Linked DNA regions of Homo sapiens: region 1 is linked to region 2. The links are chromatin loops, found by intact Hi-C in ENCODE. Cell type or tissue: adrenal gland. All regions are shown on one strand. Each heading gives the region's core, and the rest is flanking DNA. Links, peaks and the distances in the headings are about the cores only. Region 1 overlaps IL6ST-DT (IL6ST divergent transcript). Region 2 overlaps LOC105378976 (a long non-coding RNA gene).

Evidence for each region. Hi-C counts contacts between places; a loop is a spot of excess contacts. Peaks named below come from ENCODE experiments on the same cell type or tissue, not always from the same donor. Only the 100,000 strongest peaks of a DNase experiment are listed, where the experiment ranks them.
Region 1: a loop joins it to region 2, with 2.0 times the contacts of the local background. A loop is called at or near these places in 19 of 110 quality-filtered maps.

The regions. Positions count from the first base shown.
Region 1 is chr5:55,997,316-56,013,229 of GRCh38, forward strand. It overlaps IL6ST-DT (IL6ST divergent transcript), which reads left to right. Exons shown (of 2, transcript NR_102755.1): 2 at 4,434-6,334. It overlaps LOC124901197 (small nucleolar RNA U13), which reads right to left and starts at 3,306; the gene lies at 3,203-3,306. RefSeq lists enhancers at 5,846-6,140, 14,670-14,739, 14,890-15,019 and a silencer at 15,150-15,199. In adrenal gland, for the core only: no CTCF peak of the experiment used is centred there; no DNase peak of the experiment used is centred there; H3K27ac peaks cover 702 bases.
Region 2 is chr5:56,065,338-56,081,251 of GRCh38, forward strand. LOC105378976 (a long non-coding RNA gene) reads left to right here. Exons shown (of 2, transcript XR_007058777.1): 2 at 1,678-2,035. Among named protein-coding and RNA genes, the nearest start is that of IL6ST-DT, 78 kb to the left of the region's middle. RefSeq lists enhancers at 8,631-9,132, 12,876-12,955, 14,265-15,029. In adrenal gland, for the core only: no CTCF peak of the experiment used is centred there; no DNase peak of the experiment used is centred there; H3K4me3 peaks cover 661 bases; H3K27ac peaks cover 1,802 bases.

The sequences.
Region 1 (15,914 bases), core at 3,605-11,604, 70 kb before region 2:
GTGGCTCACACCTGTAATCCCAGCATTTTGGGAGGCTGAGGCAGGCGGATCACTTGAGGCCAGGAATTCAAGACCAGCCTGGTGAAACCCCAACTCTATTAAAAATACAAAGATTAGCCAGGCATGGTGGTGGGTGCCTGTAATCCCAGTTACTTGGGAGGCTGAGGCACGAGAATCACTTGAACCCAGGAGGCAGAGGTTGCAGTGAGCTGAGATCCTGCCACTGCACTCCAGCCTGGGTGACAGAGCAAAACTCCTTCTCAAAAAAAAAAAAAAAAAAAAAAAGAGATTGAGGAAACTGTACAGTGAGAAAGTAACATGAAGGCACCAAAATTACAATTACTTGGGAGTAAGTGAGCAAAGCTTAGGAAATTGTGCCATGGAACAAAGGTGATAAATGTCAAAGACAAACTTTGCCTGCATTTCTAATTCCCTAAATCTGGTGCTGACTAGGATATCCCTTTACTTCCTTGTCTGTGCCCAGTTATGTTTCTGAAATTCTGTGTCAGCCCTGGAATTATCCTCATGTTCTGTATCACCTTAATGATTTCAGCATCCATGTTCATGACTCATTAGCACTCTGACCTCACAATTTCTCATCGTTTTCTTTTCCAATCATCTTCAACTTCACTCTGTATCAGCAACCCACAGATGGAGCCACACCTTCAACCTAGTCATCAATGAAATTACTTCCCCTCCAAAATGCTGGATTGTGAGTTTCCCTCTCTGTACCTACAGCCACCTACCCCCATCTATCTCTATTCTGTGGTCATTCCCATTGAATCTGTAATTTGTCCTCAATGTGACAGCCTGACAGCCAGTCTTTCTTCTCATAGTTTATCAGCTGTTTCCTATCATTTTTTATCTTACTTACCAGTAAGAACCCCCTTTTTTTTTTTGAGACGGAGTTTTGCTGTTGTTGTCCAGGCTGGGGTGCAATGGCACGATCTTGGCTCACCGCAACCTCCGCCTCCCTGGTTCAAGTGATTCTCCTGCCTCAGCCTCCCAAGTAGCTGAGATTACAGGTGCTCACCACCATGCCTGGCTAATTTTTTGTACTTTTAGTACAGACGGGGTTTCACCAAGTTGGCCAGGCTGATCTCAACTCCTAAAAGTGATGGGATTACAGGGGTGAGCCACCGCCCCCCAAGAACCCTTTTATCAACCATTTTAACTGCACTATTCTCTTCAGTTCCCTTGACCTTCAGCTATGTTTACCTTATCAGGCTATTTCCTAACTATTTCCTTTTTCCTTGAGCTATCAGCCCCACCGTAACATTTATTCTTAGTACAGAACCTTGTTTTACTCCCTTAAAATCAAGACCATCATTTGTGAGCATCCTTGACTTTTCTCCAACTTAGGAAGCAAATAGATATTTATCCTCTTTCTCTTTTCCCCACTCAGAGGAAGAAAGGCCCCTTTACTTTTAAAAGGTTAATTTCTCCTCCTCTGTTCTTGGTACTACTTTAAGTCTAGTCCCCTAGTTTTATATTTTTCATTATTAACACTAAATGACTTTGAAATGTTTAAAAATTAGATATTAACTCAGTGGTGAGTTGAGGACAGCCTCTCTGCCTGTGTTAAAACCTTTGTAACCTGATAGCACCTAATTCACCAAAATTAAAAATAATTAAATGTCTAAAAATGAAGAATGTTAAGCTACATTGAAATTCACTTAACAAAATGAGGTGAGAATGAAAAATGAACTTAAATTTCCAAACTAGAAGACAAGAGAAATTCATTTCATAGCAACAAAACTCAAAACCATTATGACTGCTATTTCAAAAAATGTTTTGAAGAATGTATATTCAGAAAAATCAACATACCATAAGAGTACAGCCTGAAAATTTTTGACAAAATGAACACATTCATGTTTATCATCTATATCAAGAAACAGAAGGCCTGGCACGGTGGCTCACACCAGTAATCCCAGCACTTCCGGAGGCCAAGGCGGGCAGATCACGAGGTCAGGAGTTCGAGACCAGCCTGGCCAACGTGGTGAAACCTCATCTCTACTAAAAATACAAAAATTAGCTGGGCTTGGTGGTGCATTCCTGTAATCCCAGCTACTGGGGAGGCTGAGGCAGGAGAATGGCTTGAACCTAGGAGGCGGAGGTTGTAGTGAGCCAAGATTGTAGTGAGCCAAGGTTGTATAGTGAGCCACTACACTCCAGCCTGGGTGACAGAGCAAGACTTGGTCTCAAAAAGAAAAAAAAAAGAAAGAAATAGAAAATAGTCTGGGTGCGGTGGCTCATACCTGTAATCCCAGCACTTTGGGAGGCCAGAGGCTAAAGCGGGTAGGTCACAAGGTCAAAAGTTTGAGACTATCCTGGCCAACGTGGTGAAACCCAGTCTCTACTAAAAATACAAAAATTAGCCAGGCGTGGTGGCACACGCCTGTAGTCTCAGCCACTCGGGAGGTTGAGATATGAGAATCGCTTGAACCCGGGAGGCAGAGGTTGCAGTGAGCTGAGATCACGCCACTGCACTCCAGCCTGGTGACAAAGTGAGACTCTGTCTTAAAAAAAAAAAGAAACAGAAAATGACCAGTACCCCAAAAGGGCCCTCCTCCCATCCAGTTATTGGAAGGTCATAACTGACCACTATTCTAATGTCATAGCGTTGTACCCAAGCGAGTTAGAGAAAACGACACACTTTGAGACGAATTAAGAGTCCTTTATTAGCCAGCGACCGAGAGATAGCTAACGCTCACAATTCTCTCTGCCCCGAAGAAGGGGCTAGATTTTCTTTTATACTTTGGTTTAGAAAGGGGAGGGGGGTCTAGTTAAAACAATTTTACAGAAATAAAGTAGGCAAAAAGTTAAAAGGATAAATGGTTACAGGAAAGTAAACAGTTCCAGGTGCAGGGGCTTTAAGACTATTACAAGATGATAGACTCAGGGCTTTGGGTGTTATCAATCAGACGAATTCCTGGGAATTGCGGATATAGCTTGCCACAGTATCTTATCAGTTAATTGCATTCTTGGATGTGCTGGGAGTCAGCTTGCACAAGTTAAGTCCTTGAGGAAGGGGCTGCCAGTGAAAGAGTCAAGATGGAGTCTGTCTGGCTCTCTTAGCTAAGGGAGAGTCAATTCAGGTGGAAACAAGCCTAAAAACAGGGTTAGTAAAAACAAGGTTGGGCATTACAATAGTTTTATGCTGTCTTTTTAAACTTGAAAAGTGTACAGAAAAATTTTTTCACATCAGATGGGTAATGTGCCAACGTCGTAACAAGGTTTGCGGGAGGCACATCTCACACATGCACATGAAAACCCAATCATCAGGCTTATAAACTACAAAAGAATCTGAAACTTCTTAGGCTTAATATTAGGTTGGTGCAAAAGTAATTTCTGCCATTACTTTTAATGGTGAAAACCACAATTTTACACCAACGTAATATATTTACTTATTTTATTTTAATGAATATACTAAACCAAGAGAGTTTAAAATGAAATAAGTACTGCTCTGTGGCCGGGCGTAGTGGCTCACGCCTGTAATCCCAGCACTTTGGGAGGCCGAGACGGGCGGATCACAAGGTCAGGAGATCGAGACCATCCTGGCTAACACGGTGAAACCCCATCTCTACTAAAAAATACAAAAAATTAGCTGGGCGTGGTGGTGGGCGCCTGTAGTCCCAGCTACTTGGGAGGCTGAAGCAGGAGAATGGTGTGAACCCGGGAGGTGGAGCTTGCAGTGAGCCGAGATTGCACCACTGCACTCCAGCCTGGGTGATAGAGCAAGACTCTGTCTCAAAAAAAAAAAAGAAAGAAATAAGCACTGCTCTGTAAAGGTAAACACAGAGGAAGGGATCTAGCTCAGAGATCTCCATACTGTGGACTTCCAGGGATAACCCTGGTCAAATAGCCATGGGCTGGTCAATGATTTTGAGTTACTCTTTGAGAGGGAAGCTTGGCTTCAGAGAAGGAAAGGCCAGTGCAAGACATGTGAGCAGCAGTTAGGTGCATCCTATTCCTAGACACATACATAGGATAAGGAAGTCAGGTATTGGGACTGTAGCTTTGGAATGGACTATACTTGCTTCAGAATATTATCAGGGGGAGTTTGAGAAGCAAGGGCTTTCCTTCGTTGATTCTCCTTTCACCAGTCTTCCTGGAAAGAATATTCTGCAGTTACAAAATAGGTTCCTTGGCTGCCAGTCTGATACTTGTGCTAAAACCAAATAGATGAAAAAGTATCAACATGAATTTTAAAAAATATATTGTGTGAGCTTGTATAGCTAAGAATTCCCAGCCCCCTACATAGGATCTGAAGAAAGATCTAGTACTAATTGTATTAAATAATGGTTTAGGCAAATGTGTATCTGTCTCCTTAAGAGAGGAAGGCAGTCCCTACTGTAAAGTAAAAATGAAATGGATATACTTCCTGAGAGGGCTGGAATTTTCTGATAATTGTCCCCTCTGATTTTTCACAGGATTTACGGAATGGCCATCTTCCATAATTAACAAATAAATAAATGAAATTTAATGTCAGGGTCAAATGAAACTGGAAACAAAGCTTATCTGGTGATATATCAAATTATGAGAGTCATTATTTGGATGTAAGGATATATGACAGATAGACTCTTAGGAGAAATGCTATGACCTCCTGCTTCTTGGTATTCCTTGTGTGATTTCCTCCTCTTGAGTGTGAAGGCATGTATGTCATTGAGTTATATAAGATAGTGCCCATCTTGCTAGTGTCTCTCTCTCTCTTGTGGCTCTGAAAAATCAAGCTGCCTGCCATGTTTGAGCTTTGATATGGAAAGACCCACATGTTAAGGAACTGAGGGCAGACTCTGCCAACAGCTAGCTTTGAAACTGAATCTCCCGGCCAGGCACAGTGGCTCATGCCTTTAATCCCAGCACTTTGGGAGGCCAAGGTGGGTGGATCACAAGGTCAGGAGTTCAAGACCAGCCTGGCCAAGATGGTGAAACCCCATCTCTACTAAAAATACAAAAATTAGCTGGGTGTGGTGGCAGGCACCTGTAATCCCAGCTACCCAGGAGGCTGAGGGAGAGAATTTCTTGAACCCAGGAGGCAGAGGTTGCAGTGAGCTGAGATCACGCCACTGCACTCCAGCCTGGGTGGCAGAGCGAGACTCCATCTCAAAAAAAAAAAAAAAAGAGAGAAAGAAACCAAATCTCTCAGTCCTACAACCTCAAGGAACTGAATTTTGCCAACAAAAGCAGATCCTTCCCCAGTCAAGCCTCAGATGAGACAGCATCCTCAGCTAACAACTTGTTTGCAGCCTCATGAGAACTGAAGCAGAGAACCCAGCTAAACTGTGCCTAGACTCCTGACCACAGAAACTGAGATAATAAATGTGTGTTGTTTTAAGCTGCCAAGTATGTGATAATTTGTTATGTAGTGGAGAACTAATACAACAGGGAAAAGTTAAAAGCTATTCACATAAATATTTATAATGGATACTATTTCTACACATTTAAATCAAGCTTCTCTTACGTTCATAAGAAGATACGAATCTGGAGAAGGAAATTATATCAAGCAGAACGCTGCTCTGGTGTTGTGAAGACGGGATCCCACCATTCTAATGTATTCAATTTATTTATTCAATAAGTTTTGAGCATCAACTATGTTCCAGGCACTGAGATATTAATCTAAGGAAGACACACGTGTTGTCCTCATTGAGGAGCTCAAAAGTCTAATACATAAACCAACAATCATACAAAAATCATAGCCATGTTACAGTGCTATGAGGAAGATGTTAAGAGAATATTCTGGAAGTACTCATACATAAATACTTCAGAAACTGGGCATTATAAGAAGTCAGTTGCCTCTCTCTACTTTCAGTTCTACATTTTTATACCTTGTAGTGGATTTAAAATGGCCACAAATTCTTCAATACTCTTCTATGGAGAGATTTGAGGGCTATTTCCCTTCATCTTGAATTTAGGCAGGCTTGTTCAGGGTCTGGCTTTTAAGAGGAGCTTTCACCTTGGTCTGTGGAAGTCCTGAGTCACTGTGTACAAAGTCCATCTACCTTATTACACCATCTGGAGAGAGCTGAGACTACAGGGAGAGGGGGAGTGGCCCGGCTGATCCCAGTCTTCCTAGTGACCCTGCCCAGGAACTTGGCATGTGAGTAAAGCCATCTTGGAACCTCCATACCAGACCAGCCACGAGATGAATAATACTAACTGATCCCAGTCAATGCCACATAGAGCAGAAGAACTGCCTAACTGAATTCTTTCCAAACTGCTGACTCAAAAATTTGTATGGTATAATAAAATGTTTGTTTTAAGTCACTGTTTTGTTAGGAGTAATAAGCAACCAGAATAAAATTCTAATCTTTATCATGTACCGTGCTGAAAATCTGACCATCTCACTCTCCTTAAAACTCCGTCAATCCCTTCCCATTACCCAAATCCCTCTTGTATGTCATAGAAGTCCCTCATTACGTGACCTCTACCTACTTCTCTGGTCTTGTCTCCTAACATGGCCTCCAACTCCAGGCTCTCATATTACCTATTTGCTAATGGTTCCTGGGCCAGCATCCAACATACTGTTCCCTCCTTCCATGCCAAGAAGAGACAGCTTATTCTGTTTCCTTGGCCGGTCATTGCCTTCTTCATTTGCTTTGCCTAACTTGCTCACCGTGTAAAAATATTCATCTAAGTAGTTACTTCCTCTCAGAAGTCTGCTCTAGGCCATGAGAAACTCACAGCCAAAAATGCAAATGATTCCAGATGATCATTCACTGTAGAAAAGGAATTGATGGGCCGGGCGTGGTGGCTCATGCCTGTAATCCCAGCACTTTGGGAGGCCGAGGCATTAGGATCACAAGGTCAGGAGATTGAGACCATCCTGGCCAACATGGTGAAGCCCGGTCTCTACTAAAAATACAAAAACTTTGCTGGGCGTGGTGGCGCACACCAGTAGTCCCAGCTACTCAGGAGGCTAAGGCAGGAGAATTGCTTGAACCCAGGAGGCAGAGGTTGCAGTAAGCTGAGATTGCGCCACTGCACGCCAGCCTGGTGACAGAACGAGACTCCATCTCAAAAAAAGAAAGAAAGAAAAAGAAAAGAAAGAAAAGGAATTGAGGAAGAGATTTCTAGACCACAGAGCAAAAAGGGAATGGGGGAACCCAGATAAAATGGCAGACTGAAAAAATTCTTTGCTCTTTAAGTTAGTCTCTCCCAACATATACAATGTCATGGATGCTGTATTAGTCATTTGAACAAAGTGCTATGTTAATTCAGAAAAGAGACAATTAATTTTCCCTGGAGAGACTGGAGATGCTTTCTAGAGGAAGTGTGACATTGAAGCAAGTTCATGAAAGATGAGTAGGAACTCACTAAGGGAGATAATGGAGGGAAGCAGTTCTTGGCAGAGGGAACAGCAAGAGGAAGCAGTGGGAATGCGAAAGGACAAGGTATTACCAAGAGGTCTGGTGAGAGTAGATCAGGGAGTGCGGGGTGAGAAATAAATTGAGACGAGAAGGTGGAGGCCTTCCTTAAAAGCCATGCTACACAGGGGATTTACACTTTATTTTGTAGGGAGATATTAGAATTTTTAAAGCAGGATACTGTTGAGAACAGATTTGTGATTCAGAAAGCAAATTATATTAATACTGTGAAGGATGAATTGGGGGAACAAGAAACTGGAAGAGAGCTTGAACTAGAATAGCTCCTTATTTTGGAAGAGAAGGAAGAGGGTGTTCTGAATAATGCCAGGGAGATAGAATGGCAAGACTTGACAGTGGGATATGGTAAGAAATGTATGGACAGATCTGTGATCAAAGCCTGGGTTAATCATTGCGGATAAGCTGTATATTCTTAAGTAATTTCTTCCCCCTCCCCTCCCCTCCCCTCCCCTTCCCTCCTCTGTCCTCCCCTCCCCTGTTCTCTCCTCTCCTTTTTTTTTTCTTTGAGACAGGGTCTGGCTTTATTGCCCAGGCTGGAGTGCAGTGATGGGATCATAGCTCACTGCAGCCTCAAACTCCTGGGCTCAAGCGACTTTTCCACCTCAGCCTCCTAAGGAGCTGGGACTATAGGCACACACCACCATGTGTGGCTAATTTTTTTGATTTTTTGTAGATACAGGGTCTCACTTTATTGCCCAGACTGATCTCAAACTCCTGGGCTTTCACTCTAGTTGTGTCCTTTGTGGTTCTTGGATGTCATCACCCCCACATTAGGCACCTGCAGGTATGTCCTTGTCCCCACCTGAGCTCTGGATGTACATTCCATGCTACTTTCCACTTTTGTGTCTCATGGTCATGACTGTAAGTCCCCTTGGACCCTTTGTCAGCTAAATTATGTGTCTTTCTTGGGGGCCCGTTAGCTTTTCTGTGCCACTCTCGGGGCTGCAAAAGATTCAGAGGGACTGCCTCAGACTTTCCCTACCTAGGGCACTATATGTGGTCATCTTTACCTTAATTCTGTGACAACATTGTGGTCTAGGAAACATCTGCTAGGCTGCTGCCTCCCAGGATTCCAGATGTTAATAGATTCCCAACATTGTCATGAGCCTCCACCATGTCTCCCCAACTTGGAGCTAACCCCAAGTAAGGGGCATGGTGGAGGACCTTTTCTTAGATCTTTATTACCTGAAGTTATTTTGCTTAACACTCATTTCTCTACTTTTGCGCTCCCCAACTTGGAAAGTCTTTATCTAGCCTAGGGGTGGGGGTGGGGTAGGGGGGTTGATATTAGTGGGAGGGGCAATTAAGATGGGTCAGCAAGTATCTCCCCAAATCTTTCTGTCTTACTACTAAGGCTTTTGAATTTGAGAGTCCAAGAGTTTGGCACCTTCATTCTCTGCTAGTCAGTGGGTTTTTGTTGTTTGTCTTTCTAATGCAATCAGGGAGAGTTGTTAAGTGAAGAGTGTAGAGAGAAAAAAATTCTGGAACAAATACCTTACTTAAATATCTTGATATGCTGAAATAAAGTTTTTGTCTCTTCCAAATATATGCATCCTCTTCTCACATCTGCCAAGACAGTCATAGGTAAGAAACCTCAAATTAGAATAAAGAGTATCCGCTTCCTTAATCTGATTTCTGTGTGCAGATAATGAGAAGAGGCGAAGGATCAACCAGATTCTGAAAACTTGCTTTCAGGTACCAGGGGCCAGAGCATAAAACTAGATATTTTCCCAGGATTGATTGATTTAGGTACTGACCCTCAGGGGTCACATAGAAAATTTCCCAGTGACATTAAAGGAAGCCCATACTCTATTGTGTAAGAAAAGAGAAAAACTAAACAAGCTGCCAGGTGTTGAACTTCTCCTTGTGTCCAGTTCTCGTTCTGCCTTGTGGAGCTGTAGGAGAGGGTCACCAATGCCCAGACATGCCATTACACCTTCCCTTCTTTTGCCCACCTTCTTACCTCTTAACATCATTCTCATGAATTTTTTTTCATATACTTGCTACCTTTTTCTAACTTTATAAAGACAGAAAAATAAATGAAGAATGAATCATCTGTCTTGTGTGTTAGATGTCATGGCAGGAGGTAGAAAGGAAACTGAATATGTCTTTAAACCCCTGGAGCATCTAGCTACAGATGGACTAAATGGTCCAACCCAAATGCAGAAAATCAGTGTAAACCACTTAGACTGTGATTCTGATTTCAATAAAAAGTGAATTTTTTTTCCAAGTAGGAATATGTTAAGCTGTTTTCTCTAATCAGAGACAAATTTTCAATGCCTGGATAACAAGTATTATCCTAAGTGCTACCCCTTTTTGTGTGCCAGCTATGTGACAGAAACTCACTATACCAGACACTTTATATCCCAATTAATCTTTGCAACAAACAGGGCAGGAAATAGCAGTTGTTCACTGTAGTCACACTCTTATGACCTAGAAGTGTTAATTTATATATATGTAAATTGTACATCTTCCTTATATATTATAATTATATAATTAAATTATACAATTATTATATATTATATTATATATTATATATATTATATGATATATGATATATGATATATATTATATTATATATTATTTATATATTTAATATATATCATATATAATATATATTATATATTATACAATATATACATTATATATTATATATTATACAATATATACATTATATATTATATACTATATATTATATATCATATATACTATATATAATATATAATATATGATATACTATATAATATATAATATATGATATAATATACTATGATATATAATATATGATATATGATATATCAAATATATAATATACGATATATAATATATAATATATGATATCATATATTATATATTATATATATTATATATTATATATTATATTTTATATATGATATATGATATATCATATATCATATATAATATATATGATATATCATATATCATATATAATATATATATTTTATATATTATATATGATATAATATATATAATATATGATACATGATATATAATATTATATATTATATAATATATTACATATAATATATAATATAATATATATAATATATACTATATAATATAATATAGGATATATAATATATATAATAATTATATTATATAGTATATATTATATATAATATATACTATATAATATAATTATATAATTATATAATTAAATTATATAATTAAATTATGATTTATATAATTATATATTCCTTATATATTATAAATGTATATATTATATATTTATTGTATATAAATATTATATATATAAAGAAACACAGTCTCTCTGTCATGCAGTGGCTCTATCATAGCTCACTGCAGCCTCAAACTCTTAAGCTCAAGTGATCCTCCGGCCTCAGCCTCCTAAGTAGCTGGGACTACAGGTGTGTGCCATTACGCCCAGCTAATTAAAAAAAATTTTTGTAGAGATGAGGTCTCCCTATGTTGCCCAAGCTGGTGTCAAACTCCTGGCCTCAAGCAATCCTCTTGCCTTGGCCTCCTAAATTGCTGGAACTACAAGCATGAGCCACTACACACAGCTATTTTGGTGTATTTCTAATATCTTTTAGATGCATATAATTTTTTATTTGTTTTGTCAATTACCACCATGGCCTAAACAATTTCCTATGTTGTTAAAAGCTTATTTTACTGACTACACTCATGACGTTTTTAATAGTGCATTGAAATTTTCCAATAAATTTCACAGATATATTGGGAGTAGACATAGCAGAGGGTATGGTAGCCTCAGATTAGCCTGGGTGTAATCTTGGAAGGAGGCAACTGCCTTGCTGCTCCCTCTACTTTTGCCTCTCCTGTAGCCAAGCCTCAGGAGAGGCTTTTCTGCATGGTTTCCAGGGTTTGGTTTGTGAGGGAAGAAGATGAGGGTAAAGTCAACTCAAACTTCATCATAGCATTGTGCCCACTTTGCCCTGTCACTGCCATTCTCCAGCAGAAACACTTTGGACACCAACACATGCTCCCTCTTGGAGAAACTTTCTAGTTTGGGTAAAAAGACCAAAAAGTGGGAAAAAATTAATTAGAAATATGGAGATCATGGGTGGAAGGAGCTACCATGGCATGACCCTGAAAGCCCTCAGCATATTCTGGCATGGATCTCTGAGGAAATACAAGATGACCTCTGTGTGAGGTGTTTTTCATGTTGGTTGGAATTTTCACTGGTAAGAACACAAGTACCTTTAAGCTTTGGCCAGAAGGTTTCAGATCTTGAATAAACCCAAACTCATTTGTGCTTTTTCTAAGTAGAATAGTCAGGTTGAACCTGTGGATCAACAGTTGACATTATGCCAACCAAAATATTTCTCTTTTTGGAAGCAACTAATGAGTTTCAATAATTCTTCTTGAGTCTTTCTCACATAAGGAAACAGGGCACATCATTAAAACTGCCCTGGAGGAAATTATATGATAATCTTTGTAAAACTAACATTCCAGAAGGGAGGGGACTTTACCAATGCAGGGGATTATTAATAGCTATTTTGTGCCTTCAGATGGCATGATGCTTTATGTGTTAGTGAATTTCACAGGATCACATATGTGCAAGGGGGCCAGGCTCGGATCAAGGGGGTATGTGGCTGCTGGCTCTGATTTTTGTTCTGCTGGGCCTTGGTGGAAGCAACCAGTTAGGCAAATAGAGCCAGGCACACTATCCTTAATGTATTAGACAATTGGTAATTCTTTGTTGTTTATGATGATAGGTTTGATAGGAATCTCTGGACATGGAGATAGAAAACCAGGTGGCTCTACCATTTATTAGTTCTATAACTATAGACAGATTACTTGTCTCACCTGAACCTCCATTTCCTTATCTGTAAAATGGAAATACAATCTCTTTCAATAAGTTGTTATGAAATCTAAATAAGATAATATATGTAAAAGTGCTAGACATGGAAAAATATTTTATAATTTTTAAGGTATATTATTATTGTTGTTATGATTATCATTACTAGTAAGTTTAATCATGGAAGACTTATGGACTGACTAGTAAACTAGGATAACTTAGTGGGGATCTGTGGTTTGGAGTCTCAAAATAATAATGAAAGCCTAAATGTCAGACCTTTTTTTTTTCCCCTGAGACGGAGTTTCACTCTTGTTGCTCAGGCTGGAGTGCAATGGTGCAATCTTGGCTCACCGCAATCTCTGCCTCCCGGGTTCAAGCAATTCTCCTGCCTCAGCCTCCTGAGTAGCTGGGATTACAGGTGCCTGCCACCACGACTGGCTAATTTTGTATTTTTAGTCGGGACAGGGTTTCTCCATGTTGGTCAGGCTGGTCTTGAACTCCCAACCTCAGGTAATCCGCCTGCCTTGGCCTCCCAAAGTGCTGGGATTACAGGCGTGAGCCACTGCGCCTGGCCCAGACCTTTATTTTACACACACACACACACACACACACACACACACACACACACACACACTGCAGTTTGTTTCACTGAAGACATTGGGACTTGGTTTCAATTAGTTTCTGGTTCAAACAATTAGTTAATGGCAGGATCAAGATGATAAACCACTGTTTTGGCCAGGCACGGTGGCTCATGCCTGTAATCCCAGCACTTTGGGAGGCCGAAGCGGGTGGATTACTTGAGGTCAGCCTGGCCAGCATGGTGAAACCCTATCTTTACTAAAAATACAAAAATTAGCTGGACATGATAGCTGGTGCCTATAATCCCAGCTACTTGGGAGGCTGAGGCAGGAGAATCACTTGCACCCAGAAGGTGGAGGTTGCAGTGAGCCAAGATCACACCACTGTACTCCAGCCTGGGAGACAGAGCGAGACTCTGTCTCAAAAAGAAAAAAACAGCAAAAAAATGATAAACCACTATTTCAAGTAAATGTGAAATAGGACTGAGCGTTGAAGCAGCCTGAATCTGACATTAAATCCTATGGTGACCTATCACATGGAGACACAGAGGCTTGCGGGCAAATAACTGAAGTTCTTGATAACTAAGCTTGATGGAGGACACAGAGAGATTGTTCAGGCTAAGAATCACCAATGGATTTTTGTCATTTTAATGATATTATTAATCTGTAAAGGTATTGTTTAGAAAACATTGCCATCATATAATTCTTGTTAATTGCTTAGGATAATAAATAATATCTGCCATTTATTATTAATCACCCATTACATGCCAGGCATTCTACTTAAATCATGTCACTTAATCCCTTCGACCATCTGGAAAGTGGCACTACTGTCCCATTTTACAGATGAAATCAAAGCTCAGAGACACTAGGGAACTTGCTCAAGGTCACACAGTGGGTAAATGTCAGAGCCAGGATTCTAATTCACATTTGTATGACACTGAAGCTCAGGCCCTTTCTATCACTTACAGTTAATGAGTGTGGATGACCCAGAGACTAAGATTGTTTCCTTCATGGCCACATCTTTAATTTCTGCCAATCTGAAAACAAAACTTCTGCACAAGCGTTAGTGTCCTTAACCAGAGCTGCTTGCCCAACACAGTCCACACCATTAAGATTCTCTACTGCAAACAGGGCTTTCGATCCTTCCCTTTTACAGTGAATTCACACTCAGTTTGACCCCAGCTCTCCAAAGCTTTCTATCTGATCTTGTTTTCTGTTTTCAATTTTCATAAGCATGTCAGATTCCTTTCTTGAATGTGAAGGGGAGGAAAAGAATCATTATATAGGCCGGGCGCGGTGGCTCACGCCTGTAATACCAGCACTTTGGGAGGCCGAGGCGGTCGGATCACCTGAGGTCAGGAGTTCGAGACTGGCCTAGCCAACATGGTGAAACCCAGTCTCTACTAAAAATACAAAAAAATTAGCTGGGCGTGGTGGCGGGCACCTGTAGTCTCAGCTACTTGGGAGGCTGAGGCAGGAGAATCACTTGAGCCAGAGAGGCATAGGTTGCAGTGAGCCATGATCACACTGTTGCACTCCAGCCTGAGCAACAAGAGCGAAACTCCATCTCAAAAAAAAAATCATTATATAAAGTCAAATATGGATACCTTTTGTTTGAATAAACATGAGAGATTAGGGCAAACACTCAGGTTAAATAGGATATGACTACTGCTTAGGGTTAAAGCATGACAATAAATATTTTTAGACAACTAACTGAAAGACAGGTCTGTCCTCTCATTTTCCTGAGACCCATATACATACTTGAACATTAAGCAACGGGTCCTGGAGAGGGAGGTAAGAAGTATTTCACATTTCTACAATTTTGCTGAAATAATCTTACATGTAGAACATACACATCATGCTTTTATTTGGAAAACCTCATTCCACATGGAGGGCATTTGGGCTGTGACGGGGTGGGCAGATGACTAAGTCGGAGTCAGAACATCTCTATTTGAGCTCTGTAACTTCCTGACTATGCAGCCTTTGGCAAATCACATAATCATTCTGAATTTCACTTTCCTAATCAGTAAAATGTGACTAACAACAGCTGTCCCTGACTACTGCAGAAGGATAGTATGAGGGCCAAATGGGAGAAGAGATGGGAAAGGGCTTTCTAAACTGTAAAGTGCTGGGCAGATGTTAAGAGTTAATGTCAACTCTTGGAGAACATCCTAGCTTTGTGTATTACTATGAGTGAGAAGGTGGCAGGCTGCGGAGGTGGTGGTGGTGTGCTAAGGAGGATACTGGCAGTTTTTATATTCAGATGCTAAATCACAGCTGTTGGGCAGGCAGAAAGCCAGGGCAAAGCCTGCTCTCTCTAGCTGCACCTGAAACCCCAGTTTCCTCTACACTATTCACTAACTGCCCTGCCTATGAGCAGGGAAGTGTAAGGCCCTTCACCTCCCACAATCACAAGCAGGAGGGAAGAAGCCAGCACTGAGCCACAGAAAGGCTGAGTCACTAATAAAAACTACCATTTATCAAATGCTTACTATGTGTCAGGCAAGATGCTAAGCATTTTACATATATGATCTTATCTATTTCTCATATCAGCAAATAAAGCTGGTCTGATTATTATCCCCATTTTACAGATGAGGAAAGTGAGAGTCAGAGAAGTCAAATGACTTGCCTACGATTGTAATTAGACAGGAGTCTCTACCAAGAGTCAAATCCAGGAGATCTGATTGTAAAACCCACATCCTCAAACACTAAGCTATACTGCAACTTCTGGTTGCAACCTCACATGCTCAGCTTCCTGCCACCAAACACAACTCCATTGGTGGTATCCAGTTCCAAAGAGAGCAAATACAGAAAAGGACTTTGGGCGCTGATGCTGGCCGGGCAACTCCATTTCCTACTCACCACGCAGACCTCCCTTAGTACAATAATGTCCTAACTTGAGGAGTGACCAGGCATTTACCTGGTAACCTGTATCTTCTCAATGGGGAAAGAAAAGGAGAGCAAAATATGTTTGTGCCTCGAGTGTCTGGCTAATAGTTGTCATAAAGTTGTTTAACTCTAGTTAGGCCACAGCAGAATTAGAGTTATAATTTATTTTTTTTTTTGAGACAGAGTCTTGCTCTGTCTCCCAGGCTGGAGTACAGTGGCTCAGTCTCGGCTCACTGCAAGCTCTGCCGCCCGGGTTCACAC
Region 2 (15,914 bases), core at 5,093-13,092:
GAGTATTGAGTATTGTGCTTTTTGGTTCCCATGCCTTTGTACCAATGGATATGCTTTGATGCAAGTAAAAGAAAACATGACTAAATGTAGTTTAAATTTAAAAATTTATAATACCCCTCATTACAATTTTAGAAGAGAGGGGATTCTGGAGCTGCTTAATTCAACAGCTCAAAGATGAGATCAAGGACACAGGTTCTCTCCACTCTTCCGCTCTGCCATTTGCAGCTTGTTCTTAGGTTCACATCCCATGTCCTCAGTGTGGCTGTGGTAGTTCATCATGACCTAAGAGTGGAAGAGGGGAAGAGGCCTGTCCTTTTCTTCGTGTTCCATTGTAACGTGATGTGATGAAAATTATTCCAGAAGTTCCCTACAGACCTCCTTTCTGAGTTAGTTCCCATACCTCTTCTAGCCTTAGTAAGGGGACTAGAATACCATGATAAGGCCTAGACTAATCAGAATTCATCCCTAGATAGAAAAGGGGGCCAGGCCCAGTGGCTCACGCCTGTAATCCCAGCACTTTGGGAGGCCAAGGCAGGTAGATCACCTGAGATCAGGAGTTCAAGACCAGCCTGGCCAACATGGTGAAACCCCGTGTCTACTAAAAATACAAAAATTAGCTGGGCATGGAGGCACGTGCCTGTAATCCCAGCTACTTGGTAGGCTGAGGCAGGAGAATTGCTTGAGCCTGGGAGGTGGGGGTTGCAGTGAGCCAACATCGTGGCATTGCACTCCAGCCTGGACAACAGAGTGAGATTCCATTTCAAAAAAAAAAAAAAAAAGGTAAAGGGCCCAATATTTCAGAAACACACAGAGTTATCTAATTCTTGAACGAAACTGGGATTTTGCTAGCAAAGAAAAATGTGGGGGGATGGATGTGGTGGCTCACACTTGTAATGCACTTTGGGAGGCTGAGGCAGGTGGATCACCTGAGGTCAGGAGTTTGAGACCAGCCTGGCCAATATGGTGAAACCCTGTCTCTATGAAAAATACAAAAATTAGCTGGGTGTGCAGCATGTTCCTGTAGTCCCAGCTACTCAGGAGGCTGAGGCAGGAGAACCGCTTCAACCCGGGAGGCGGAGGTTGGAGTGAGCTGAGCTCCTGCACTGCACTCCAGCCTGGGCAACAGAGCAAGACTCCATCTCAAAAAAAAAAAAAAATGTGGGAGAATGAATGAATGTGGGAGGTAAAAAATGGTGTCTGCCATAGCCATAACTTGATGTCTGCAACCTCAGTTGTGGCGTTCACCATTTTCACTAAGCACAGGTGTGTAAAAATGATGTGCATATATTATTATTTTATTTTATTTTTGAGATGGAGTCTCGCTCTGTTGCCCAGGCTGGAGTGTAGTAGTGCCATCTCGGCTCACTGCAACCTCCGCCTCCTGGGTTCAAGCAATTCTCCTGCCTCAGCCTCCCGAGTAGCTGGGACTACAGGCACCCGCCACCACACCTGGCTAATTTTTTGTATTTTTAGTAGAGATGGGGTTTCACTGTGTTAGCCAGGATGGTCTCAGTCTCCTGACCTCGTGATCCACCCACCTCGGCCTCCCAAAGTGCTGGGATTACAGGCGTGAGCCACCTCCCCCGGCCTGTGATGTGCATATATAAATGAGGAAATCTAAATGACTAGACTTCCTTTCTTTTTTCCTCCTCCTTCTCTTCCTCTAAAAACTGCAAGCCAACATGATGTGTCTTCTAGGGGCATGAGAGATGGAGAAAGAAAGCCTCAGCTACCATGAGACTTTGTTCAGTGCTATGATCTGAATGTGTTTCTGCCAAATTCCTATGCTGAAATCCTAACTCCCAAGAAGATGGTACTACAAGATGATTGGAAGGTGATTAGGTCATGAAGGCTCTGCCCTTATGGGATTAGTGCCCTCATAAAAGGGGCACCAGAGAGCTAACTGCCTTACCCTTTCTCCATGTGAGGACGGAATGAGAGGGCGCCCTCATCCAAACACTGAATCTGCTGGTGCCTTGATTTTGGACTCTACAGCCTTCAGAACTGTGATAAATAAATTTCTGTTTTTTATAAATGACTCCATCTATAGTATTTTGTTATAGCAGCTTGAAAGGACAAAGACGTTCAGTTTAAATCATGAATACAGACCCATTTGTACCAAAAATTAACACAGCAACAAACCTTTACTGAACACCTATGATGGGCCAGCTTTTGGGGACATAGCAGTTAATAAAATAGAAAACCCCCCAACCCCTATGGAGCTTACATTCTACCAGGCAGATTCAGTGTATTAATCTCTAATGTGCCAGTTCACTATCTCCTTCCATCTGAGTCTTAAAAGTATTTTTTTTTTCTTTGAGACTGAGTCTCCCTCTATTGCCCAGGCTAGAGTGCAGTGGTGCAATCTCAGCTCACTGCAACCTCTCCGCCTCTCAGGTTCAAGCAATTCTCATGCCTCAGCCTCCCGAGTAGCTGGGATTACAAGCACCCGCCACCATGCCCAGCTAATTTTTGTATTTTTAGCACAGACGGGGTTTCACCATGTTGGCCAGGCTGGTTTCAAACTCCTGACCTCCAGTGATCCGCTTACCTCAGCCTCCCAAAGTGCTGAGATTACAGGCATGAGCCACTGTGCCCAGCCTTAAAGTACTTTTTTGGATGTTGACTTTTCTTTCTTAGGTGATATAATGTAGTAGTAGTAATCTCAATTTGTGGGTGGAAATAAAACACTTAGATCATTCTGGTTTATGCAGAATCTCAAATTTACCCACAGCCAACCTGCCTCCTCTTTTGGAAAACAGGAGAAAAAAATCCGAGAAAGGGAACGCTGATTGAAATAAACAAAGAGGGCCGGGCGCGGTGGCTCACGCCTGTAATCCCAGCACTTTGGGAGGCTGAGGCGGGTGGATCACGAGGTCAGGAGATCCAGACCATCCTGGCTAACACGGTGAAACCCCATCTCTACTAAAAATACAAAAAATTAGCCAGGCATGGTGGCGGACGCCTGTCGTCCCAGCTACTCGGGAGGCTGAGGCAGGAGAATGGCGTGAACCTGGGAGGTGAAGCTTGCAGTGAGCCGAGATCGCGCCACTGCACTCCAACCTGGGCGACAGAGCCAGACTCCGTCTCAAAATAAATAAATAAATAAAAGAAATAAACAAAGTGGATCAGCGGTATCAATGAGAAGGCTTCTAGGAGAGTGCAGCTGGAGTGAGTACAGGATGCTCTGAAAGGCGTTTGGGGGCTGAACACTTATGTGATAGGGGCACAGGGCAAAAGGACATTAGAACGAGAAATTCAGGGGTCATGGTGAGACTGTTCTCACTCTGACTTGAATCTGAAATCTTGACTAAGGGAGAAGTTTGAGATGGGGGCTAGTGAGGTTGGACCCTCCAGAGGAAGACTGGCTTGACCCAGGTTAACCCAGTGACTCATTCCTCTGCTAGGCCACTGCTTTCCCCACCCTAACGTCTGTCCTTGCCTGCTTCTTCCAGGAGGTCTTCTGTGCCCACAAACATAGCTCAAGTCTTGAAGCACATCCAGGGGGTTTGAGCCTCCCCCTCCCACGGTCAGAATCTCTTTCCTGTCTGAATTACTTGAGATGCCACTTGTAGGGCCAGAGTGCCTTCACACTCTTCCAGACTTGAGAACCTTCCCTGAAACTTCATTTGTATCCACTTGAACCTGGGTACACGGGATTGATATCCTACGTGCAACTGGGATCCTGCAGGTGCCCTTAGAGCATCAGGGCTTTATTAGAAATGAGGGTGGGGAGAGATACAGGGAGCGTAGATTCTGAGTGTGGCAAAGATGGGTTAGAAGCAGTTGTCATCATTAATATTCTCTGAGGTTAGTGACAAAATGCTGGCACACTTGACACTCCCAGTGAGCAGGCAGAAGTATGAGTGTGAACAAGGCAAGTGGGAAGGAACAGGCAGATAACATCAGGTCACAGTCACCTTCTTTCTTTCTTTATTTTTTTTTTCTGAGACGAAGTCTTACTTTGTCACCCAGGCTGGAGTGCAGTGGCACAATCTTAGCTCACTGCAACCTCTGCCTCCCAGGTTCAAGTGATTCTCCTGCTTTCAGGCTCCTGAGTAGCTGGGTTTACAGGCACCTGCCACGACGCCTGGCTAATGTTTGTATTTTTGGTAGAGATGGGATTTCACCATGTTGGCCAAGCTGGTCTCGAACTCCTGACCTCAGGCAGTCACCTTCTTTCAAAATCTTTTTTTTTTTTTTGGTGTGGTATGCAAAGATTTTTTGCTACAAATCCAGATACCCATGATAAAACTATAACCAGAAAGCCTTTATGAATGGTTTATTAAATCATATCCCTACTCTCTCAGGAAAGGATATATAAAATGTAACAACATATCAAGAATAATAATTAGAAATAAAGGAATAAAATGGAGTCAGGAATGTGACTACAAAAACACACCATAATTACTAGGCATGACCTGGCTGCAGATTTAACTTTGGGCTTACTAACAAACAATTCAAAGTGAGAACTGTGGCTGGTTATACAATTCACATAGTTGATAAGATTAAAAGGCCAGTGGCCCAAAAGAAGTACAATCATTCCTGGAACGAAGACTAGAAAAATTCTTTGGAGAGCCCCTGGGAAAAAGACAGGGTGAAATGTTGAGTAACGTGCTCAACTATATCCTTAGAGGAGATTCAGTGACAAGCTCTTTCTAACAGCATCTCTTGGTCTGGCAAATTCCTGGGACAGGGTGGGTAGAGGTGGTGGTTTCTTTGAAGTATCGGTCTGTGTCCATAACTTTGAAGAACCACAAACATACTGCCAGTTTAGGACATGTCAATGTTTTAGTAAGGAAAAAATATAACAGTCTATTTTCTAGTAGAAAGAGAAAGCCCTCCCTTCAAAGCCCTAATATCACTGATTCCCTGCCAACACACACACACACATACACACACACACACACCTCTAAATGTTCAATCCATAGCTTGGCTGAATGAAGGAAATGTTTTAATGTAATATGGGAGCCACCAATTAAGGAAATGAGGACCTGAGAGTAGGCAATAAATTGAAATTAAAATTATTCATTCTTAAATAATGGTGGAGCCAGATTTTATGTGAGGCCTGAAGCTTATACAATTTTAGGCGCTCTCTTTAAGGAAAAGAACATACAGTTCTGAACATAAAAGATGGTATGAAAATAAATATATGGAAAGAGGAAATAAATCACAACAAATGACTGGAGCCACAGAGATCTACATCCTTTTCTTCTGAGATTAAGTACTTTACCAGAAATGCTTACAGAGAAACAGTTCCTGATTGTAACCTGCTATCCCTTTCCTACCAGCAACTAACCCCCAGCACTAGCGGGGGCCTGTGCAAGTGAGGCCCCCCACCTAAGCTTAAGTTTCATTAATTCACGGCTATGTAGAAAATCGTCTCAATTCCCATACCGAGTCCATCATCATTTCCTAGAAGACTAAGCCTCTTCCTTCTCCTTGATACTGCACACTTTGAACTGCTGTTGATAAGATCCCAAATAAATCAATGCCTTTATTTCTTTGAAAATGACTTCATATCCATCTGGAAGAAATAATAGCTCCCAGTCTCATTCTTTTTAAAGTGATCATGTGTCCCCATTCAGCATGCAGGGCTCTAAATTTGGGTATCCTTGGCTGTCATGTGACAGAATTTCCCTAGAAGTGTTTTGGGACTAAACGGGAGGAATGTGAGATTTGCTCTGTTTTGTAAAGCAAACAGCAGGAAGTTGGGAAAGTCTGATAAATCTGAATGCATTTTCTGTACTATCTTGTCCTCTATTCAACTCAATTTTATTTTTTCTTCTTGGATGAGGAGCCATAATCAGGTTTCCATTGACAACCTGTGAAAATGTTGACTACAGTTTTGTAACTGAGTTGAAAGCAGAAAAGCCAGATGGAAAAACAATCTCCAACCTGAAAAGTAAAAAGCAAAATGTACTTCTAGAAAAATATTGCACGTGACTTGGAGAAAAATTAGAATAGGATCTGCCTATTTTAAAATGAAACCTCAAGCATGTGGTTTAGGCTTAGGGTGTTTCCTCTTTTTTTCTTGTAATTTTACTCTGAGATTGAAGCAGTGTTGGCATATTTGCCACACAATAGGTTTCCTGTAGTAGGAGGAAAGAGTCATAGGTTGAGTTTATATGAAAAAAGGCAAGGCCCGCTGATGATCATTTAACACAGAATGTAAAATGATCAGATTTTTTAAAAGTAAAATATCAGTTGAACGTAGGAAGATTCCCCAATATGCTATGGTGCCTTGTAGTAACTGAGTCCTTGCAGCTGCTTCCTGGCAGTGATTCCCTCCCAGACCTCCAAAAGGTTGTATGTGCTGGGGAACCAGGTAAGTGTGAATACCCAGTAGGGACAGGGCTCTGATCCAGGGCTGGAAGGCAGCGCCTGGGATCCTCAGGGCTGATTTAACAACCTTCTGATCCATGGGTCTCTGGGGAAACATTTTAGAATTGACATCTTTGCTTGGAGACCACAGAGCTGCCGATAAGAACATAGCAAGCTTATCCACAAATGTGTTTTTATAGGAAATTTTGTGTGGGAAAGAAATGGGGAGGAATATACAAGAAGAAAAGAAAGAAGGAAGGGAAAGCAAACTAAGCTCAGGTCCAACGTAGGGAGAAGAAACACTTGTTAATTGTTTTGAGGCATACAACTACAATGAACTCTCAGTAAGTCAGAATAGTCTCAAAGAGATCTGATCTGAATTAAAATGTAAACTAGACAATAATTTTAAAGGTAAATATAAATTTATTATTTTAAAGCATACTCCTTAATACTTAAATAGCTGAGAAAACAAGTAGAAATCCTCCTGGGATTGCTCAAATGCCTTAAGGAAAAAAATTGTAATGAGGACAATTAATTGTTCTTATCTAAATAGGTGCTGCTAAAACTACTTTAAGTATTTGAAAACTTCGTTTCCTTAAGAAGCTAAACATGATTTCAGCATTTGCTTTGCAAATCTTATTTTTCAAAATATTGCTTTGGCAGATTTTGGCTTTCTACTGAAATTATAAATTATTCTGTACTCTTTTAGCAGGGTGAGAAAGAATGTGGTCTTATTCCATGTGGGATAGATTAGTATACTGTAGCCATATATGTACTAGGCTCTGTACTGATGTCTCTCTTTTTTTTTTTTTTTTTTTTTGAGATGGAGTCTCCCTCAGTCTCTCAGGCTGGAGTGCAGTGGCGCCATCTCGGCTCACTGCAACCTCTGCCTCCCTGTTTCAAGCAATTCTTCTGCCTCAGCCTCTCAAGTAGCTGGGATTACAGCGCCCCCACCACCATGCCTGGCTAATTTTTTTGTATTTTTAGTAGAGACAGGGTTTCACCATGTTGGCCAGGCTGGTCTCAAACTCCTGACCTTGAGCGATCCACCCGCCTCAGCCTCCCAAAGTGCTGGGATTACAGGCATGAGCCACCGCGTCCAGCTTGGATTTCTATTTGTGTTTTTTTTTTTGGCATATGTTTTTTGAGATTAAAAATTTTTTTTGAATTGGTAAAACATTTGAAAGAAATTGAAGAAACCCAGTAAAACATTTAAAAGAAATTAAAGGGCATGAAGTGAGATGTACATAAAATAAGTCTCCTTTCCATTCTTGTTCCCTAACCTTTTTCCCCAGAGTCCCCCATGGCTCACCAGTTTCTTATGTGTGCGTTTTAAGATATTGTGCTGAACATTTAAGATATAATATCTCATTTAATCCCATGTGGTAATTGACTACATATTGTCATCTTCATTTAATAGATGAGGTAACTGAAGCACAGAGCATACTTGCCCCAGATCACAAGGAAATAAGAGAACCAGGATCAGAACCCGTGCCAGTGCATCACTGCTTTACATCCTCCGCATTATCTTCACTCCAGATGGCCACAAAGCCTGGTCTCTACTTTCTTGTCCCCACCCCTCTGCTTGTTTAAATTTGACTCATGCTTTAAGGCCTTGTTTAGAATAATGACAGCATTTACTGAGTGCTCACTATGTGCCAGGCACTTACATACACTATCTTATTTAACCTTCATAATAGCCTTAGGAGGTAAGTAAGTATTATTATCTCCATTTAAGAGAAGTGAAGCTGAGACTTAGAAAGCCACATAGCTAGTAAGTGGCAGCGTAACACTGCCATGCTGGTCTGATCTGAGGCCCTAACCTCCCACCTCCCGCCCATTCACTCACAAGGTTCTCCCCAGTTTGCAGTGATTTCACTTCTAGGAATAGCCTTAGCACTTCTTATCACAAACCACGATGGTATTTGCTTGCAAATTTTTCTGTATTGTTCTTTGGCAGTTTAACCTCCTAGATTCTTCTCTTTCAACCTTGCTGTCCACTCCTAGAAAGCAGACTCTATTTGTAATGCTCAATCATAATGCAATTGTACAAATCCTACTGAGACCTTACAAAATAGAACAAGAAAATGGACTAATGAAAATGGAACTCTTTAAACTTCAGTCTGGAATTACATCATTGGCATATTTAGCTTTTGAAAAACCAAATATATGTGCACTAGAATAAGTGAGAGAGGAAAAAGGCAACTTGGTGAGGTGGTACTGTCTGCCATTGCTCTCCAAGGCTCATGCCCCAGGGTATGCACCAGGAGGCTGGCACCTGCCTTTGCTGGATGGGCTCTCCATTCCATGGGTTCAGAGTACCTAAGTACCTGTCTCTGAGTGTGACTCTATTGCTTCAAGATGAATTTCTCTCTCTCTCTCTCTTTCTCTCCCTTCCTTCCTTCCTTTCTTTTTTTTTTTTTTTTTTTTTTGAGACAGAGTTTTGCTCGTTACCCAGGCTGGAGTGCAATGGCACAATCTCGGCTCCACAATCTTGCAACCTCCACCTCCTAGGTTCAAGCGATTCTCCTGCCTCAGCCTCCCGAGTAGCTAGGATTACAGGCGTCCACCACCACACCCGGCTAATTTTGTGTTTTTAGTAGAGACAGGGTTTCTCCATGTTGGTCAGGCTGGTCTCGAACTCCTGACCTCAGGTGATCTGCCTGCCTCGGCCTCCCAAAGTGGTGGGATTACAGGGGGTAAGCCACCGCACCCAGCCTCTCTCTTTCTTTCTTGTCTCACTCTCTTGCCCAGTCTGGAGTGCAAGGTACAATCATGGCTTACTGCAGCCTCAACCTCCTGGGCTCAAGTGATCCTTCCACCTCAGCCTCCTGAGCTGCTGGGACCACAGGGGCATGCCACCATGCCTGGTTATTTTTTATGTTTTGTAGAGATGGAGGTCTTGCTATGTTGCTCAGGCTGGTCTGGAATTCCTGGTTTCATGCGATCTTCCTGACTCAGCCTCCCAAAGTGCCAAGATTACAGGTGTGAGCCACCACGCCCTGCTTCTTTTTAAAAAATACAACATTGGCTGCAAGGTGGCTCATGCCTGTAATTCCAACACTTTGGGAAGCCGAGGTGGGAGGATCACTTGAGCCTAGGAGTGCTAGACCAGCCTGGGCAATATAGTGAGACCCAGTTTCTACAAAAAATTTTTTAAAAAATTAGCTGGGCATGGTAGTGCATGCTGGTTGTCCCAGCTTACTTAGGAGGCTGAGGGAGGAGGGTTGCTTGAGTCCAGGAGTTTGAGGCTGTAGTGAGTTATGATCATGCCACTGCACTCCAGCCTGGGAGACAGAGTGAGACTCTGTCTCTAAAACAACAACAACAACAACAACAACAACAACAACAACAACAACACAGGGCAAGCAGGACATGGAACTAGGTTCAAATACTGGAAGAAACTCTGACTCTATATCTTACTTTTAGGGAAATTAAAGGGATCTTAAAATTGAGCATACACATTTTTTACCTTTAGGACCTAACCCAATCTAAGGTGGCTGCATTTTACCTAAAGTTGAAGGATTGTCCCTAGCCAGAAAAGCTTCAGATCCCTTTAGTTCACATTCCAACATTGGGAAAATAAACTTGAAAAGTATTTTCCTTAGCAAAGAAAGATCTGGGTGTGAAACAAAGTTCATTTTGTTTTGTTTTGCTTTTTTCTTGATCATCAGTCTCCAGTGCCAATGTCTCAGTTTGCAGACTAACTGTAATCACATGTGTGGCCTCTCCTTAGGAGAAACAGTAACACACTCTCTGATGGATCAATTTGGCATAAACTGTGAAGTAAAAGGGATTCCATGCTGGGTGGAAGGTTGGACCAGAAGTTCTCCAAGTTTCCTTTCAAACCTCTCTGTGGCAGTATTCCAACTGTTCTAAGGCCATTGTGAAAGGTCTTCTGAGTAATTTATGGCCTCTTTTTTCCTTTAACCAAGCGCATTAGATGATCTCCAGATGTCTCTGTTATTCCTTTTGGAAGCAGTAGGGTCCTGGATCATGAGCTGGGCTGTGGGGAACGCTGCCTGGGAACTGTGAGGACATATTTAACCTGCTGATCTTGAATGTCTCTAGTTCCTCACTGGTCTTGCCTGCCTCTTGTTAGGTCAAGGCACTCATAGGAAGTGGATTAGTTGCATTTAAGGAGAATTAAGTGTTGTTTGAAAAAATATCTGGACCCTGGGGCCCCAAGCAGGGGTAGAGATTTACTGTGGAGCTCTTTCCTGAAAGCAGAACAGGGATCTGGAACTCAAGGCCAGGGCCTTTGGGTTAGGAAAGTGGGGCACCAGGATGGGTGAAGAGATTGGCTGGGGAGGGCTACCAGCCCCTGCCTTAAACTTTGGGCCTGCCCAGCAGTCTCTCTGTCACTGTTAAGGCCATCTTCACCTTGTGGTGACCCAGTTTTGTCTTTTCTGAGAAAAGGCTTTGTTGAGGCCAGGCGCGGTGGCTCACGCCTGTAATCCCAGCACTTTGGGAGGCCGAGGCGGGTGGATCCATGAAGTCAGGAGATCGAGACTGTCCTGGCTAACACTGTGAAACCCCGTCTCTACTAAAAATACAAAAAATTAGTCGGGCGAGGTGGTGGGTGCCTGTAGTCCCAGCTACTTGGGAGGCTGAGGCAGGAGAATGGCGTGAACCCGGGAGGCACAGCTTGCAGTGAGCTGAGATTGCACCACTGCACTCCAGCCTGGGCAACAGAGGGAGACTCCATCTCAAAAAAAAAAGAAAAGAAAAGAAAAGGTTTTGTTGGCCAGTGACCCCTATACAGAGACCCTCAGAAAACTTGTTCTCCCCCTCTCAGATTTTACGCCACTCCAGGGGTGTATTAAGCTAGGTTGCCACCTCCTCTGATGACTCTCTTTCCCGTATCCCCTTTTCCACGTGTTCTGCTTGCCCTTCACAATAAACTGTTATCTCCTGAAGAAAAAAAAACTGGATTTTGCCAGGGGAGGTGGCTCATGCCTGTAATACCAGCACTTTGGGATGCTGAAGGAGGATTGCTTGAGGCGAGGAATTCAAAACCAGCCTGGGCAATAAAGTGAGACCTTATCTCTACAAAAAAAAAGTTAAAAAATCAGTGGGGCATGCTGGTGTGCACCTTTAGTCCCAGCTACTTGGGAGGCTGAGGTAGGAGGATTGCTTGAGCCCAGGAGGTTGAGGCTGCAGTGAGCCATGATCATGCCACTGCAATCCAATGGGTGACAGTGAGACCATGTCTCCAAAAAACAAAACAAAACAACTTGGATTTTATTCATCCCTCCATTCTTGGCTCTGAGCCTGGCCCATAGTCCTGTAAATTGGTGTTGGGGATCTGCCCGGGGACCTGTATGGGAACTTTCCCCATCTTCCTATATTGTCCTTGACTTTTTTGTTTATTTGTAACTTTTAAGATTGCACATTTTCAAATAAACAGAAAGTATACAGAATAGTATAATGAATACCCCTTTATCCAGATTTCCCTTGATTGCAACACTTGCCATATTTACTTCATCTGTTCTTTTTGCCCAAATATTTAAAAGTAGATTTCAGATATAATGATGTTTTACCCCTAAATACTCATGTATGCATCTCTAAAATAAGGATGTCTCCCCACAGAACCATAATACTGTATTCTATATTATTATCACACATTATTACACCTAATAAAATAAATAATAGTTCCTAGCCTGGGCAACATGACGAAACCCTGTCTCTACAAAAAATAAAAAATTAGCTGGGTGTGGTGGTGAGCGCCTATAGTCCCAGCTACCTGTGGGGCTGAAGCAGGAGGATCACTTGAACCTGGGAGTTCACTGCAAGGCTGCAGTGACCCATGATCACACCACTGCACTCCAGCCTGGGGGACAGAGCGAGACCTCGTTCCCATAAAGGAAAATAAGTAAGTAAATTAATTAATGTAATAGTTCCTGGCTGGGTGCAGTGGCTCATGCCTGTAATCCCAGCACTTTGGGAGGCCAATGCAGGCGGATCACTTGAGCTCAGGAGTTCGAGACTAACCTGGACAACAGTGAAACCCTGTCTTTAAAAATACAAAAATTAGCCTGGCATTGTGGCGCGTGCCTGTAGTCCCAGCTACTCTGGTGGCTGAGGCAGGAGAATCACTTGAACCTGGGAGGCAGAAGTTGCAGTGAGCCATGATCGTGCCACTGCACTCCAGCTTGAGCGACAGAGCGAGACCCTGTCTCAAAAAAAAAAAAAAAAAAAAAAGTTCCTAAATATCAACTGCCCTCAGAAAGTCTTTTATAACTGGTTTATTCAAACCAGAATCTTCTCAGGGGCAACACATTGCATTTAATTGTTTTGACTCTAGTTTTTCTTCCCCTTTTCCTCCATGCTATGTTATTGACTCATTGAAGAAATCAGGCCAGTACTTTTGAAAGTCCCATTTTCATGGTGCTATTTAAACTTCACCAGACTCCTAAGGTAGAGCTGACTTAAGGAAACATCATAGCCACCACCGTGGGAGTCTCCTCCACTCTAGGAACCCTCCATTTCTTTCTTTCTTTCTTTTTCTTTTTTGAGATGGAGTTTCGCTCTTGTTGCCCAGGCTGGAGTGCAATGGTGCGATCTCGGCTCACCACAACCTTCGCCTCCTGAGTTCAAGCAATTCTCCTGCCTCAGTCTCCCGAGTGCTTAAGAACCCTCCATTTCTATCCTCCTCTTTGCTCCCATCATCCAGGAGCAAATCCCCAGGGCATTGAAACCCAAGGCTAAAGGCTCCTCTATCCCATGCTCTCTCATCTTTTGCTTGGAGGTCCATTTCCTGGCTTTGCAGTCAGCTGGTGTGAGCTTTCCAATAAAGCAGGGCCTGGACAGCTCTCCCTACAGCTGCCAGCAACAACCTCAGGAAGCCCCAGGGTCCTTCACTTAAGTTGCTGTCAAAGCCTTTGAACTTGGGGCTCCGGGGCTTCATTATGGGTAGCAGCAAACAGGAGCCACCATTTTTCAAAATGAAGTTAAAATCCTCCCCTTCTAACTCAATACATCTCTTAAATTCATCCCAGAAAAATAACCTGTTTTCCAAGTGACGTTAGATTCAGCAGCACCACCCCTACCCTATTGCCCCTGGGACTGATGATCTCCAGGCAGATGCTTCGCACCAGTGGCTGCTCCTGCCAGTAAAAAAAAAAAAAAAAAGAAGTTTCCATTGATTTGCTTGAGAAATGTAAGTTTGGGGCTGTAGTCCCTGCCGCAAGGTCAATAGAGAATTGTCTTGCCTGAGGTGCCCCAGGAAATCAGCCAGGAAAAGCAGGGATCTACTTTTCATTTCATAGGTTAGGGAGGGGGTGGGAGGCTGGGGCAGGGAGAGAATGGAGAAGGGGAAGGTTCAGATAGCTGTGTGTTTAGATCAGAGGACTTGGGCTAAAGTCAGCAAGAAAACATGAATATTCCAACACAAAGAGGAGTGGAGTTACGCCATCAGGGGTGTGGGCTGGAAACCCTAAAAGGACAGTTGCCTCCAGCTTGACATGAGTGTCTAGCTGTTTACTTTGGCTCACTGGATTTCACTTTTTTTGAGACAGAGTCTTGCTCTGTCTCCCAGGCTAAAGTGTAGTGGCTCAATCTTGGCTCACTGCAACCTCCACCTCCCAGGTTCAAGCGATTCCCTTACCTCAGCCTCCCTAGTAGCTGGGATCACAGGTGTGCACCACCACGTGCAGCTAATTTTTGTATTTTTAGTGGAGATGGGATTTCACCATGTTGGCCAGGCTGGTCTCGATCTCCTGGCCTCAAGTGATCCGCCCACCTCACCCTTCCAAGTGCTGGGATTACAGGCATGCACCACTGCGCTTGGCCTGGATTTCTATTTGTGTGTATTTATTTTTACAAGGAAAAACTCTCCAACAGCTATGTTTCTATAGGTGGAGTAGATCACATTTTATTCTTCCTGAACGTGGTAAAATGTTTCACAGGCAATTAAGAGTGGAGAAGAGAGAACTTTATACTTTTAACTAAATTCTCAATTTATGGATCAGTTAAACCTTTTCATTTTCTGGCTCTTCCTCTTAATTCTGTTTCTTGTTTTTCCTTTCTCTCCCTGCAAGGCTCCCCTTTTTGTCCCCCACACTCCACTTTATTTTCCTACTTTTATTTCAGTGGCTGGCAAAATCAGAGCGTTATATTTGATTTTGAAAGAGTCACTATGGAAGCTTAGGCAATCTTTTTCTCTAGAACGTTGAGTAAGGTGGGTCTGAGCCTGTCCTTTTTGCAGCAGCTTAGGGAGGGTGTGTGTCCATATGTGTGTGAGTATAGGAGGGGGTGAGGGAACCCAAGGCACCCCCTCCTTGCGAGACACAAAAACCTGATCCCCAGAGTAGGGGCAGAAGGCCAGGAGTAGGAGAAGTTTCTCTGTTTACTCCTTAAGATCTGGTGGTTGGGGGCTGTGCGTGGTGGCTCGTGCCTGTAATCCCAGCACTTTGGGAGGCGGAGGCGGGTGGATCACCTGAGGGCAGGAGTTTGAGACCAGCCTAACATGGTGATACCCTGTCTCTACTAAAATTACAAACTTATCTGGGCGTGGTGGCGGGCGCCTGTAATCCCAGCTACTCAGGAGGCTGAGGCAGGAGAATCACTTGAACCCCTGAAGGCTGAGGTTGCAGTGAGCTGAGACTTCGCCATTGCACTCCAGCCAAGGCAACAAGAGCGAAACTCCGCCTCAAAAAAAAAAAAAAAAAAAGATCTGGTGGTTGGGGCATTTTGGCAAATAGCTTGGCCACCACTTTATTATATGGTTAGTTTTGAAAGCAGATTGCTGAGAATGACAATGAAAGACAGAACTTACACTTTTTTTTTTTTTTTTTTAAGTGAAAAGAGCAAGGCAACTAGTTAGCATCTTCAGGTTCTGGATAACCTGCAGTGTAGGCTTCAGGAAATTGACTAAGGGAATCTGAGAGTAGACTGCACTGGCCCTCTCTGGACTTCGACCTTTAGGTTCTTTTCCCCTTTTCCTTTGCCTCTGCTTCTCTGAGGTCAGCACTCACTTCAATAATCCTGTCCCAGGGCCACCAGATCTCCTTGAGCTTCAGAAAACCCTCCTCTCACTGTCCTTCCCCAATGTTTCAATGAATGAAGGCTCACTGAGCATACAGCAATCAAACCTGTGATCCAGGTGGCACTAGGAATTCAGCAGTAGCAGTGTGGTTCCCACACTGCTCACTGGACCTTGGCTAAGACACCACCTGGGACCACAGCTGATGGCTGGGTGTTAACACCTACCTATTGAAGAACGGAAAGAGAACAATTAAATGACAAGTTTTGTTTTTACTCCTAAGTGAAACCACAATCAGGGATAATTTGTGATTGTAAAGTTGGCACATATATCTTTTTTTTTTAAATCAGGGGAATTTTTCTTTTACTTTATAAGAGAAAATTAGAAGCCACTAGACAGGAACTCACTCAAATTCTTGCCACAAACTTACCTGCAGAGGAATTCATCATTTCCTCCTTCTCCTCCATCATAGTGAAAGAGACATCTCATTGACAAAGCCAATTCTGAGGCTCTAAATCTCTCTTGCAGCCTCATTGACATTGCTGCATTGCAAGTTCCTTTTCTCTCTTGATGCTTCACTTGCTGCTGATTCATTGCCATCAGC